Linked DNA regions of Homo sapiens: region 1 is linked to region 2. Evidence: chromatin loops called from intact Hi-C (ENCODE). Cell type or tissue: PC-9. All regions are shown on one strand. Each heading gives the region's core, and the rest is flanking DNA. Links, peaks and the distances in the headings are about the cores only.

The links. Hi-C counts contacts between places; a loop is a spot of excess contacts. Peaks named below come from ENCODE experiments on the same cell type or tissue, not always from the same donor. Only the 100,000 strongest peaks of a DNase experiment are listed, where the experiment ranks them.
Region 1: a loop joins it to region 2, with 2.9 times the contacts of the local background. A loop is called at or near these places in 13 of 110 quality-filtered maps.

What each region holds. Positions count from the first base shown.
Region 1 is chr1:202,585,343-202,592,230 of GRCh38, reverse strand. It overlaps PPP1R12B (protein phosphatase 1 regulatory subunit 12B), which reads right to left. Exons shown (of 24, transcript NM_002481.4): 24 at 1-6,888. It overlaps SYT2 (synaptotagmin 2), which reads left to right. Exons shown (of 9, transcript NM_177402.5): 9 at 1-1,635. Among named protein-coding and RNA genes, the nearest start is that of SYT2, 120 kb to the left of the region's middle. RefSeq lists enhancers at 291-1,117, 2,788-2,837, 2,243-3,442. In PC-9, for the core only: CTCF peaks have their summits at 2,273 and 2,489; DNase peaks (open chromatin) are centred at 2,820 and 3,140; H3K27ac peaks cover 2,139 bases.
Region 2 is chr1:202,460,012-202,466,899 of GRCh38, reverse strand. The region is part of intron 13 of PPP1R12B (protein phosphatase 1 regulatory subunit 12B); the gene reads right to left. Among named protein-coding and RNA genes, the nearest start is that of PPP1R12B, 110 kb to the right of the region's middle. RefSeq lists a silencer at 6,765-6,888. In PC-9, for the core only: CTCF peaks have their summits at 2,373 and 2,573 (motif pointing left); a DNase peak (open chromatin) is centred at 3,899; H3K4me3 peaks cover 670 bases; H3K27ac peaks cover 1,560 bases.

The DNA of each region.
Region 1 (6,888 bases), core at 1,405-3,904, 130 kb before region 2:
CAGCCTGGTATCTGGCATCCCAGTAGCTTCCATGTTCTGTGTATGTGTGTGGTGTGCCCCTTCCTCCCACTGTTTGAATTCACTGAAAAGCCATAAAGGGGGCCTCCTGCTGGAGATTTGGCCTCCCTTGGCTCCTCCCAGGAGCCCCCATGTCTCTCCAACTGGCTCCCCACAGACCACTTCTGAAGGGCTCACCTGTTGTCACTCCCTCCTGCTCCCTCAGTCCCGTGTCATGAGAATGGACGGTGTCCAGGGCTTCCGGTGGGGTCTCAGGAGATGCCCATGCTGGCCCTGCCCGAGCTGGCTTTCTCGGCCTGGGTTCACAGTTCAGCTCCATCTCTACGCTGGGCGAGGAGCAGACAGCAGTGGGACTCCATGGTTCTGGATACCTTTCCTGGGGTCCCTGTGGAGGCAACCAGGATTTTCAGGAGCAGCCAGTCAGCAGCTCAGCCAGGGATGACAGAACCATCCCTGCTTACTCACCTCTGTAGTGTGAGGGTCTGTGGGTGGTGATGGAGGAGGGACTCAGGGAGAGGCCGGTGAATACAGGGGCTGACGCTCTTCCCTCGTGCATCCTCCTGCAGTCTGACAGAAAGCAGCCCAATAGCGGGGCAACCTCAGGGCTACCAGCGATCCCCTGAGAGTGGGGTGGGCAGGTTCAGCTGTGAGAGAGGCTCAGGCAGAGCAGGTGTGGACTAAGTCCCCTGACCTTCACACCTGCTCCCCAGAGAAGCCCCAGCCAGTTGCACCAAGTAGCAGAGGTGAGTAGAGGGGCCTGGGGGCTTCCAAGGCCCCAGGTCATCCTGTTGAACTGAGAGGGACAGGTAGCCCCCCTGCCTGCGGCCCCTGGCCCCATGGGCACCTGAGGGCAGTACTGCATGGGAAGAGCCCAGGATGCCTCAGGCCTGGCAACTGTGACAAGTATGAGGAAGGAGAGAGAACGGGAAGGGAATCAGGCAGGGCGCATTCGAGGAGGCCAGAGGTGGCGAGGCAGGCTTGCCCTGCACAAACCACAACAGAAGTTGCACACAGAAGTCCCAGGGACCTTTGTGCTGGGAACTGAAAGAGTGGGGAAGGTGGAGGGGACCATTTCAGAGCAGGCTGGAATCAGGTGCTTGGACCAGTGAAGACATGTCTTGCTTCCTCCAGCTCTCTCTGGGGCCCTCCCACTCTCCACACCCACAGCAGAGACAAATTGAGGCAAGAGTTGAGAGAGCATCTGTCTGGTGAGGTGATGGGAGCAGTGTGCATGGGGCACCAGGAGTTCCTCCATCCCACCTGCCTTAGCGATCAGGACTTTAGGGGGGCCTCTTCAAAGATAGTGACCCTTCTGCCCTGACTCCTGCCCATCTAAGGACTTGATTTGCTGCTTTCTGAAAACCCTGGGGCTGAAAACTTCAAAATCAGGGCCTGGCAGAGCCTAGCTTCGCCAAGGTCAGCCCACCAGGAGCCCTGCCTTCGTCTCCATAGGAAGGACACATGTACAGCCCTTGCCCCCGGCCCTCTCATTCCCACTTCTGCTTGGCAATGCTCTCCATCTCCCTTATGTGGACTCTTGTTCTTGTCTGATCTCTTGTCAAATTGTTATTTTGTAATGAACTGCGTCTCCTTATTAAAGAAATGAGCTGAAAGAAACCTGGGGGTGGGGGGTGTCTCTGGTTGTTTTTGCTGCGCTGAGGTGGGGGTGAGGGAGTGGGAGCTGCCTGTGAGGGTCAGTATGGTGGGTGAGGGTGGTGAGATGGTCCTGAGGCTCTGGCTTCTAACCCAGAATCTCCCTTCAGGGAAGCACCAAAAGGGGCTGAGGTCCCCTCTCTCCTGGGGTTGGGGGAAGACCAGATTGGCACTCTGGTGGGTGCTGGGGCCCACACATCTCCTGAGAACACATGCCAGGCTGTGGAACTGTGGGGAGTGTGGTGGTGCCGGGGAACATTGTCTGGGAGGCTGGGCGGGGCGGGGTGGTGGTGGGGACTATATTCTTGAATTCCCTTCCAGTAGAGCTGGGCTTAGGGAACAGCCACAGTCTGAGCCCAATGACGAGAGGGAGGCTGGCCCTGGGAAGTGGGAATTTGAAAAGTAACAATTTCTACAAAGTCCTCAGTTGACTCTTTGCAAATAACTTGAAATGTCTTTAACTTCTGAAGCAAAGATGTTAGGGACCAGGGATAGGGCGTCAGAATTTTTAGGGAAAGGGAGAGTGGGACAGCATTGCCCCCAAAGACCAGGGAAGAGTAAAACTCCTTCTTCGGTTCCCACTTCCACCTGTCTCCTCTCCTTGAGGATAGACCAGCAGCTACCATTTTTGTCAGTTTACACCAGCACCTGTCCTCCAGGAACACCGTTGGCTAGATGTGTGCTTGTCCATCAGGTCCAAAGGCATGGGGGCAGTGAATGCAAGCAGGGATGGGAGCTGCCCACCTGAGGGAGCATGAGCCCAGATCCTTTAACATCTATCCTGTCTTGCTGCTTCAGTCCCTAAGGCTGGGTAGGGTGAGGGGCATGAGCCTTTCAGCAGACGGACTGGGATTTATCACCTGAGGGTCTCCTGGCTAAGAATATGAGCTTTTTACTCTGCCAATAGGTTGTGGCCTTCTCCTTTCCCCCCAAGAGGGCTGGACCACGTGACGGCTAGGTGATACTGTATCTGCAGACCTTACTACAACCAGTGGGGGTCAGAAAGAGAAATGACATTTGCAGTCTAGGAACCCTTTGCATCGGTCATGCTTCTTTGCCTCTGTTTTGTGCCCCAGGACAGGACTGAATTCTTCAACCATGACATCAAGTGTGCTTGTTCTGCTGCTGCTTGGGTTACAAACAGCTGGGTGACATCAGGGGAGAAGAATCTTCCCTCCCTGACCTCTCCCCAAGTCAGTGACCAGGGATTTCCGCTTGGCAGGAAACACAGGGCTGAGCAAAGCCAGAGGCAGGGCTTGCTGGATGGAGAAACCAGACCCAGATCCTGGCTGCCTGGGGTCAGACCTGGCCACCCACGTACAAACCCTGCCAGCGGGCCTGAACAGCTCTTCTCTGGGCATGGCTCCTTCATTTTGAGTTTAGATTTAACCTTCAATAGCCCCCAAGTTAACTACATTTGTAGTTTGGAACTACAGGATAGTTTTGGATCTCCTGAATTAAACAATGACCTCATGAAGACTTATGGATATAGCAGATGACTAAGGGTGATGGCAGGAGACTTCCATGAGCCCAAGGAAATCACCACCTCCCTAGACCTCAACTTTCCCATGTACTAGAGTGTGCTAGTGTTCACCTGGATGGCCTCAACACCTTTGTCACTTAAACCTGGTGTCTTCCAAGAAATAACCGTATATACTCTTGGTTACTTGAAGCTTGGAACCTTGATATCTATCTATCTATCTATCTATCTATCTATCTATCTATCTATCTATCTTACGGTTCTTTTGAACGCCAATCTAGGCTTCTCCTTGGCCTGACTCCATTTAGGAAATTCCTTGATACTACCAGAGACCCTTCTCAGTGGCCATGACTCACTGTGGCTGTCCCTGGGGAAGGGGCCTCTATGTGGACAGGAGTTGTAGGAGGCTGGTGGGCGAGGCCCCCACCAATGATAAGATGTAAAATCAGAAGAGGCTGCCCCAGATGTGAGATTCTAGAAATCCCATGCTCTGAACTGTGGAGACAGTCACAAAGTTAAAACACAGTTTTATTTACTCATTTATAAATACTGTTGTGTTTACAGGCATCATATAGAAGTGAATATTATTATTCCCAAACTTTCAAACACAGAATACTCAAAACTATATAACAACAACCAGTAAAACAAAACCATTCATCTTAGGGTTGAAAGGCCACTCAAAATTGCATAAAAATACATTCAGTTCACAAAGCAAGTCTGGCTGCTTCTCCCTAAACAACCCCAACCCCACCCCATCCCAGGTGTATTTACAGTGGACTGAAGTTAATCCATACAACTCAGCTGAAAAACAGTTACATCTGGTGTGTGAACCTTGGTGGAACTAGGGTGAAGGGTGGAGTAAAGACACAAAATGCTACCACTAAAATGGGAGAGGCATGGAAACCTCAGGGTGGTTCTTTTCACCCCTGTTGATCAAGGTCAGGGCAAAGACAAGGAGGAAGGAAAACCATAAAGCCAAAGTCTGAGTGTGAACCACTCAACTGAGCACAGGCTGTAGCTTCTCCAAGAAGGATGCAAGGGTGAAACATTCTTTCCTTCCTTCTGCAGGGAAATCATTGCCCTGGTGTGCCAGCCAGTGGTAGGCACAACCTTTCAAAAGTTCAAGGGATGCTGGCTAGAAAAGGAGGTATTCTGGATTGCTGCCTCCTCTCAGAACCCTCTCCTACCCCGCAGCCTGCCTCCTGGTGTCTTTTTTCCTCCAAACTCTCTTTACCTAACCTCTCTTCATCAGAAGGCAAGCGGGAATCTGTTCCGGGTTTCAGTAGAGTGGGAGAAAGGACAGGCAAAGGCACAGATATTTAGGCGAGAGTCAAGCTACTTCTGGCCCTTGCATGTCCCTTATTCAGGAATAGTGGGCCCCGACGACTGGCACTCCGACTCTCAACTCTGGTTTTGGGAGAACATTAGAGGCTCTTAAGAGGCTCCCCACCATCAGTGTGCCTTTCCTGAATCCTTGCTCTTTGAATGGGCTGAGCTGTTGCCACCAGATGCACTGATACACTGATTGATTAGGTTTGTGCTGGGAAGACACACTTCTGTTTTAAGCTATAAACAGTCTCAGGATAAAGAGTAAACCAGACATGGCTACTCATGGTCTCCTTGGCCAGGCTATGGAGGAGTCATACGGGCCTAAAAGTCAAACCTCATCTCTGAGGGGACATTAGCATAGCCGAGGAGCTTTGAAACTGGAATAGGGGGCGGTGGTGGTGGTGGTTGGTATACCCAACTTCTACAGGAATCTTGGCTGATTCATGGAAAACCACCTCTCTAAAGCACCCTCGGCTCCAAGTGAGAAAAGCAAGGAATTAAGAATGCAGAGGGAGATGAAAGGGAGAGGAGTGAAGTGTATGCTTATTCTGGAAGGACATAAGAGCATCCTGATGTCACCTTAAGGGGCCACCCAAGTAAATCTTTATTGGAAACATCAGGGAAAAATTTGGAGGAGAAATAACAGAAAATATCACTCTGGCAGATTCATGGTCCAAAATAAGCAGATGAATTGGGGAACAGCTCAAATAGGTCCTTTGGGGGATTAGAAGGGAGGGGGAAAAACAAAAGATATGATTTAATAAATAAAATTGGTTTCTGAGTTTTCATTTGTAATCAAGTATATGCCAGACCTCATTTTAAAAGCTCTGGGCTAGCAAATGTGCATGTGAACGCACATAAGCTAGATCCAAGAGTTATCCCCAAATTGCTAAACCTTTTTAGGTAAGGCCAGAACATTCATTAATGGTATTGTCTTTAGACACACCCACCTCTTACTTACAGTTCTCCCGAAGGAGGGCTTCCGGGACACTGGGTTGTAAGCCAAACCTGGGTTCTATGTTTGCCCTCAACCCCAACTCTCAAAGGAGAAGTGAATGCATCTTTCACCATGCAGCTGCTGGCTGCTGGCCAAGATTCTGTGTTTTTTCTCAGCCCTCAGAAATCACCTCATTCCTAGTAGCTGTGACCAACAGTTCCTGGACTACAATGAAGTTGATCTATTTTCCAATCTAATCAGAACACAAAAGATCAATAGCTGTCCCTGACAGGGTCTACTGCTTCCTGAGCAGTGTCAATACCCATTAAGGAAGCTGATTAAAATCTCTGCTCAGCTGGAGCCTGAGGGATGAAGTCACCAGTGAGACAGAACTCATTTCTGTGTGACAAAGCTTTGTTTCTGTGAAACTCTCTTCCTTCCCAGTACTTGCAGCTTCCACCCTGCTCTATGTCCAAAGCCCCTGGGCCTTCTGCCTTCTTCCCATCGCAGCACACAGCCACCTCCACTTCCAGGGTCTCTGCCCTTTCACTCCAATTACACCAGGTCCTGTAGGAGGCTTGTGAAAGCCAAGTGCTGTTCTATGCAATATGGTTGTGTGGACTCTGGGTTTGTAAACACTGCTTTGGTAGTCTCCTCTTCAGACCTGCTTTGAAGGAAAGACCATCTTGAATGGTATCAGAACCTCCTACTTCTGGTAAGTCCAAAATCCAGAGGGGGAGCTCAATGGAACTAAAGATTGAGGTTCTTGTCGAGGAAAATTTTCTTGCTGCTGTAAGGCAGAGTTCAAGACAATGAACCAGACGGTGCTAAGCAGAAAAACGATTAGTCTGCTATTTGGGTGTGAAGAGCCAATGTAGATCCCATTTTAAGAAAGCTGAGGAAAGGTGGTTGAGGAAACCTATGAAGCAGCAGGTCTATTTCCTATTAAAACAACTTGTCCAAAGGCTGCCTGCAACAAATTGCTTTCTATCCATTTCTCCATGAGCTCCAATTTCCACCTCTGCAGGCTTTAATATTCTTACCAAGCCAGCAGGAGGGAAAGCCATTGCAACATCATTCAATTACCCTCAATATTAAATTCACTTCCCAAAAAGGATGAGAAGTCAACCTTGATGTGCTCATATTAAACAGTTTAAATCCAGAAGAAAACAAAAAATTCTGGACTTGGATTTTTGAGGTTAGAAAGAATTTTTGAAGCAGAAATCCCAATAAATATGCTGATCTTCCTAAGAATGAATAAATCACAGAATTTTAAGCCAAAAGGAAAGGGCACATAAAGATTATCCAGTCCAACCTCATTTTACAGACAGGGAGGGTGACCTGCCCAAAGTCACATGACTAAAAGGAGAAGGGGTGGCCTTGGAATACAGATGTTCTGACTTCTAGGGTCTTATCTTTTAATGTTGCCTTTTTGTCCTCAAAGCTGCCTGCTTATTGGGTTGGAAGAACT
Region 2 (6,888 bases), core at 1,545-4,044:
TAAGACAATTAGCAGAGATTTCTAAAAAAAAAAGTGAGAACAAAGACTTTCTCTTGCCTTTTTAAGGCTAGAGGAAAGAAAGATTTGGTTTACCTGTTGGCTTATTCCCTCTTTCTAAAGAGGACTTGAGAATTCTTACAGAAATACATGCCTATAACAATACTTTAAATAGATAAATAAAGGAAATAAGAAATAAGGAGATAAAGTAACAGCCAGAAATGGCTATTGTTATGGAGTGCCTACATGAAGTTAGGCACTGTCCTAAGTAAGTCCTTTACATGTAGTACAATGAACTTCTGCAAAGAAGTTTGAGCTGGAGAGAGAGATCTGAGTGCTAGCTGCAGCAATCAGAATGGATGAGGTCAGCTAGGGAGAGTCCTAAGGAGAGAAAAGAAGGAAGCCTAAGGAACAATGCCTAAGGTGTTTACAGAAAAAAAAAAGGGCTAAAAAGAACACAAAGAAGGAGCAATCAGAAAAGGTAGAAGTGAGCCAGGAAAGAATAATATCAGAGAGGTTATGGTAGAATAAAAATTTAGGAAGGCAATAGTCAACATTATAAATTACTGCCAGGATTCAAGGTAAAAGATGAAGTGACTAAGGAATTTAGTAATTAGGAAGTTTACAGGGCCCTTTGCCAGAAAAAATTCACTGGATTGGGGGGTGGGGCAGAATTTCTATTTCAATATGTTGAACAATGAATAGAAGGCCAGGAAATGGATAAAGTGAAATTGGAAGACTGTTTCAAGACTAACAGTGAAGGGAAGAGTGAGACATGGTAACCCTAGAGAGCAGTGCAGGGTCAAAGGTGAATCCTATTACGACAGGAAAAATAAACAACTGTCAAGGACAAATAAAATCATTGTGCAGGTGTATTTTTGTAATAGATAGAGCTAAACTTGCAGTTTTGCTTCCCAATGTTTATGAATTTTGTATGCTAAGTGTTCTATTAAACACTGTCAGTTTCATTATAAAGAAATTTAGTTCTCAAAGGATTCTTGAGCTATTACTATATTTTATTTACACGTCAATGATTAATGAGCCATTTTCAGCACAAGTGCGCAAGGACTGTGAATCATACTCTAGTTCCCTTTATCAGGTTAGAAGACTAGATTTCCTTAGAAAAAATAAGTTTAAAAGCTAGGTCAGTATACTATCCAGTATTATTTAAGAGACTCTGAGGAAGAGGAAGAAAAATCACTGTTTAAAGAAGAATCAGAAACAAGCCTTCAGGTAATTGCTGTCAGCCAATTCCATTTTTAAAAATACTTCTTAAAATAGAAATATGCCTGCCCAAGGCTCTGGAACTCTCCCAAAGATAAGCTTCTTATATTCAGCAACCTCAGCCAACCCTGGACAGCCAGATGACCCATAAGACAACCTCTCATTTGGTTCTCAAATCAAAAATAAAAACAAAAAAACCCTATTTCCCATCTAGATTTCAGAGAGGCTAGCAAGTTTTCAATTTGCTTCACTTTCAGAAGTGATATTTCCCTATACAAAGACTCATTTCCTAGAAGTTCTACTTTCCCTTCAAATAAATATCAAGAGATTCTAACCATTGTGCTTATATTGCCAAGCTCATGGTATACAAATATCCAGTGAAGACTGACCCCTTGGACACATTTTCTTGGAGGTGTAGAAGAGCAAGCATGGGCCTCAAAGTCCAAAATACCTCGTTTTGAATTCTGGCTTTTCATTACAAATTCTGTGACTGTGGACAGATTCCTTAACCTAGCTGAGCCTCAATGCATTCTCTTACGTGAATTAAGAAAAGAATATTACTTATCTGACAAAGTTACAAAGATTAAATGCATCTAGCAGGGTACTTGGCTTATAGTAAGTTTTCAAAAACATTAATTCTCTTACAGCATTTAAACCTTTCATATACTTAAAGGCCAACTCAATCTCCTCTGGCTCCACGAAGCCCCTTCTGACTACTCCATCCTATACCATTCATCTTCTCTGAACTCTTAATATACCTACCTAAACACAATTTTGCTCTCAAGGACATATTATTCCTTAATATACACTCATGCCTTACTATGTGTACATTTGATGTCTTGGATCATGAGAGCACTTGGGCATGTCCCTTTTTTATCATACAGTTTTTAACACAATATTGAGCACACAACTAAGGCAGTCACTGATGACTTAGAATGCTATTATTTTATAATCTAATATTCCCTATAGATCTCCTAACTCCACCAATTAGCTGAGTAAGAAACTGAACAAGAGAAGTTAAATGGCTTGCCTGAGAAGGCATAAATTGTGGGCTTAGCTGGAGAGTAAACTAGGTATCCTCTCTTGCAATCCAGGGAGCTTTATACCTTGTACCTGTCGCTCTTGTGTGAAGAAGTGCCAGGGTGAAAGTGCACAAAGGGCCTTCATGTGCCAAAAAAAATCTGCATTCCCTATATTAAAACACTTAAATGGAATGGGATAGAAAGGCTCATCTGCGAACTCATCCAAACACAAAACGGTCTTTGCTAGCTTCACACTCAAGTAGATCAATAGACGTTCTTCTGCTGCCATCTTATGGGCATAGAAGATCACTACACATGGGCTTATTTTCATTTGAGAAATAATTTTATTCAATAAACATTTACCCATCATCTACTATGTATTAGGCTCTGTGAAGAAAACCCAATTAAAAGCACCCTAAAGAAGCTCAGAATGTAGTAATGAAAAGCAACAACATACCATTTAATTAATTAGTAAACCAATCCTAAGACAGTGTTACAAAAAAAGAACACTGAAGACAGAATACTAGTTTTAGCCTGGGGCTCAGGTGTAGCAGGGTAGTCAGTAGTGGGTTTTAATTTGCAGGAGTTCTTACAGTATGAATACAATTTTGTTAAGCAAAGAAGGTGAGAAAAAACTATTCTAGAAAGAAGGTCACGCATGGACAAAGGAAGAGGGTCATGAAAGTAAAATGTACAGGAAATAGGCCTAATCTTTCTACCTGAGTAAAGTGACGCAATTACCAGGAAGAAGAGTTGAGAGAAAGGGATAAGAAAAATAGAGAGAAAAGTATAGTCCTGGGTAGGCTGAATTCAGAGTTTGGTGAGTGCTCTCTCTACAGAACTAAAATGACTAACGATCAGCAGGATTTTCTATATTGCCTGATTCAGCATGTGTTTGTATTCTGTCCAGAAATTGGTCCTCTGAACAAGATCAACTAGGAAACTTCTCATCTTATACACATGGAAAAACATTAACTTCCATTAATATTCAATCTGATTGTAGAGTGTGTAGTAAGTAAATAACTTTTACCCATACCTGATTGAACTAGTCTCTTCATTTTATAATTTCAAAGGCCAACTCAAGTTGCAATCTGCCCCTTCACCTATGTAAATGAGCTTCTTTCTGTAATTGCCCTAAATATCCAACAATACTTTTTTCTGTTTTACTTATTTAAAACATATATAATATTTAAGGCAAACAAAAAAGATATAAAGAATAATAAACCATCACCTGTGTCTTACTATCCAACTTAAGAATAACAGTGCCAATTCCAGTTTCTTCTTTAAAAGAGAAGCATGTTTCTACTTCTTGAAACTCTTAATTGTCCTCTGCTACCCTAATCTTTTGGGTCTGATGTTTATAAGTCAGTGCACATGTTTAAATTCATTAGTAATGTGAAGAAACACTAGAGAAGTTCCAAACTGGTTATATCTTATTCTTACCACTTGCCTTCTCCCACTTCCCCAACCATACCACCAAATCAAAGTATGCAACCAAGCCAGTTTCCCAAAGAAACATGCATCTAGGACATTAAAGCTATCAAACAAAGAAATTTTACCTGCTGCTTCTGACATTCCAGGCCCAGCACTTGCTGATGTCTCAACTCAGCACACTGGAGTTAGCATCCAAACACAGAGTACTAACAAACTATGGCAGAGGCTTGTCTCAATTCCCCAGAACACCCAGATCAACTTCCTGTGCCTCTGATTTCCATAAAACCAGGAATGGCAAGGAACTCTATTGCCAGATCAAATCATTCCAGGTGAAAGCAGGTCAAGCTATCTCAGACACACCTTGCCACACACTTGTGCAGCAACTTTCCCAGAAGCCCAATTTTCAACAAACAGGTGGCCACTCCTCTGACTGTCCTTCTCTAAACACTGGAGCCCATTTTATGAGATTGTACCAGCAACTGTCCTTTTCTAACATGGGAAAATCAACTGATAAAAAACAAGGGAGGGTTGAATGAGGGCTGAAAATTTTGGTCCCTCCTACATGTCACCAATATTCACAGCTCTGAAAAATGAACCACTTTATCAGAAGGAGATTAACCGCAAAAACATGGCTGATAAGGGCTTTTAGTAGCAGGTGTTGGGTGACTGTCTTCACTCTGAAGTGGCTGGGAACTGGGATAGAACTATCAGAGGTTCTGCTACATAAGGAAATGGATTCTTGTCCTTTCTTCTAAATGCACGTGTCCTGAGGGGGAGGGGGAAACACTTTAAGCTTCCACTCCTGAACTGTTAAGTGGTGGGCTGAGAAACGCATGACAAATGCCCTTATCTCTGGAAAATGAAGTGAGATGGTGTTGGCAACAGCCGTGTTTAGCAACAGAAATACGGAAAAAAGAAAATAGACTCTTTTATTCAAGGCTCTAAATCTCATTGCTTTAACTCTTAGTAGACACCATCTAGGCCTCCCTTCCCAGAACTGTTTGGTGGAGATTAACAGTACTAATGTTATTTTTAAACAGCTTTATTGAGACATAATTCACATGCCCATTAGGTGTACCATTTAAAGATTTTTAGTATATTCAGATTTATGCAATCGTCACTATAACCGATTTTAAAACATGCTCACCTTAGTATCAAAAATATCCACTACTGCATAGTATTGAGTGTACTTGTTTGCAAAACAACAGAAATTGACCTCACTTAGGCAGGAAAGGAATCTGTGGGAGGGAATTACTAATATTTTTAGCATAAAGAATATCACTGGGATAGGAGGCCCAGGCTCAAACTTTCCTGCAAGGGTCAACTGCTACCATTATCACATTCAGCTCACTAGCTCTTGCCTCATATAAATGTTCAAATGCTTAGATTCCTGGACACTGCTTGGTGAGGGGAGAAAAGGCATAAGAAGGTACCTGTGTATGGCTGCCACTTACTTTGTCACCACAATGGAGATTTTCCCTTAGGGCTGCAGAAAATAATGTATAACATTATAAATAATTGGTAAGGACATCAGAGGCAGGACAAGTGAGCTTAAATTTAAAAATTAAGTCTCCTAAACTTGAGATATGGAATCCCTATAGCATGTAGGGTTTAAAAATTAAACATCCCTAAAATCTAAAATGGTATTAATATTTAGCATTTTAGGGTGGATCTTATTTCCAAATGTATTAGCTCTGGAAAAGCTAGGAATGGATCTTAATGAAAGTCAAAAAAGCATTTCACTGGTAATGACATAAATAATTGTCATATATATCTCTAAATTGTTTTGTAGTTTGCAAAACACTTTCACATAGTCTGTCTCATTTGATCCTCACAATAGCTCCATGAGATAGATTTGGGAAAATCTAGGTTACTCGTAAATTATTTCTAATCCTCAAATACATGCAAACAAGGTAAGCATTATCCCTTTTTTACATATGAGGAAAGAGTCAGAAACGGAACTTGATTTATTTAACCAAAATCACACATATAAAAGGCCGAACTGGACTATTCTTTTTTTTTTTTTTTTAAAGAGATGGGGATCTCACTATATTGCCCAGGCTGGTCTTGAGCTCCTGGCATCAAGTGATCCTTCTGCCTCAGCCTCTCAAGTAGCTGGGATTACAGGTGTCAGCCACCATGCCCCATTTGAACTGGAACTCTTAAATCAATCCTGTGCATTTCCCACTAAGTCTAGCCATTCACAGTTATCTAGGGGTAGCCTCATCTCTCAGGCAGCAACATATCATCACTATTATTTCAAAGAGACATATTCTGAAAAAAAATTACATAGAGGTGCCATATGACACTGAAAGCAGTTTGTTTGTAAGGCATATTCAGCCTGGTGAAGCCTCTTGTCATTTTGCTACCTAAGGATTAGGGCCAAAGCACTAAAAGAATCACCTTTTTTCTTTCTATTCCAGAATTGTTCAGAGTCCCACAGCATAATCCTAATTCTATAAGCAATCCAGAGACCTCCAGAATTGTAATATAGTAGAAAATGTACCCACTGCTACATATGTTTCACTCTCTTCTTGTTCAATATTCATACTTAGGAAGAGAGAGCTTATTTCTATCAGTAGAGAAAAAACTTGGTAATGGCAGCATGGCCGCAGACTTTTAGATAACTAATCACTTTAGAACAAAACTGGAGAAAGATTGGAGTCGTTTGTGGAACCTCTTTGAGTACCTTTTTGAATTGACAACTGCCAGTCTTTAGCTTGGACACAGGGGAACAAATCAAATGACTTTTAAAAACCATAACTCAGAGTTTAAATTCTTGGTTTAAATTTTGAACATTCCAAAGATGATGCCAAATTAATCTGCTGACAGCTTCACATTAGTAGGTATAACTACCTAGCTTATAAAGACCCCAAGGGACTGAAGAAGGTCCATAAGTGTGGTATATATGACTCAGCCAGTACTCACTGTATCTTGACCAAGCAAAGCAGAGTCATATGTAATGTGAGCTATTTGGGAAAGACAATTTTAGCTTATTGTGGAGAAAAACTATTTTTAACCATTTCTACAAAGAAAAGAAAGAGCACAATTAAAAAAGAGGTAAAATTCAGGGTTGGGTGAGAGAGAAAAAGCTAAAGGAAAAACAAAAGAATCAAAGTCAGACACTATTAGACTCTAATATTAGCAATGGGAATTGTTTACATTTTGTTGCTAAGGAAAACTTGGAGCTTTGGAAAATGAACCCAACCAC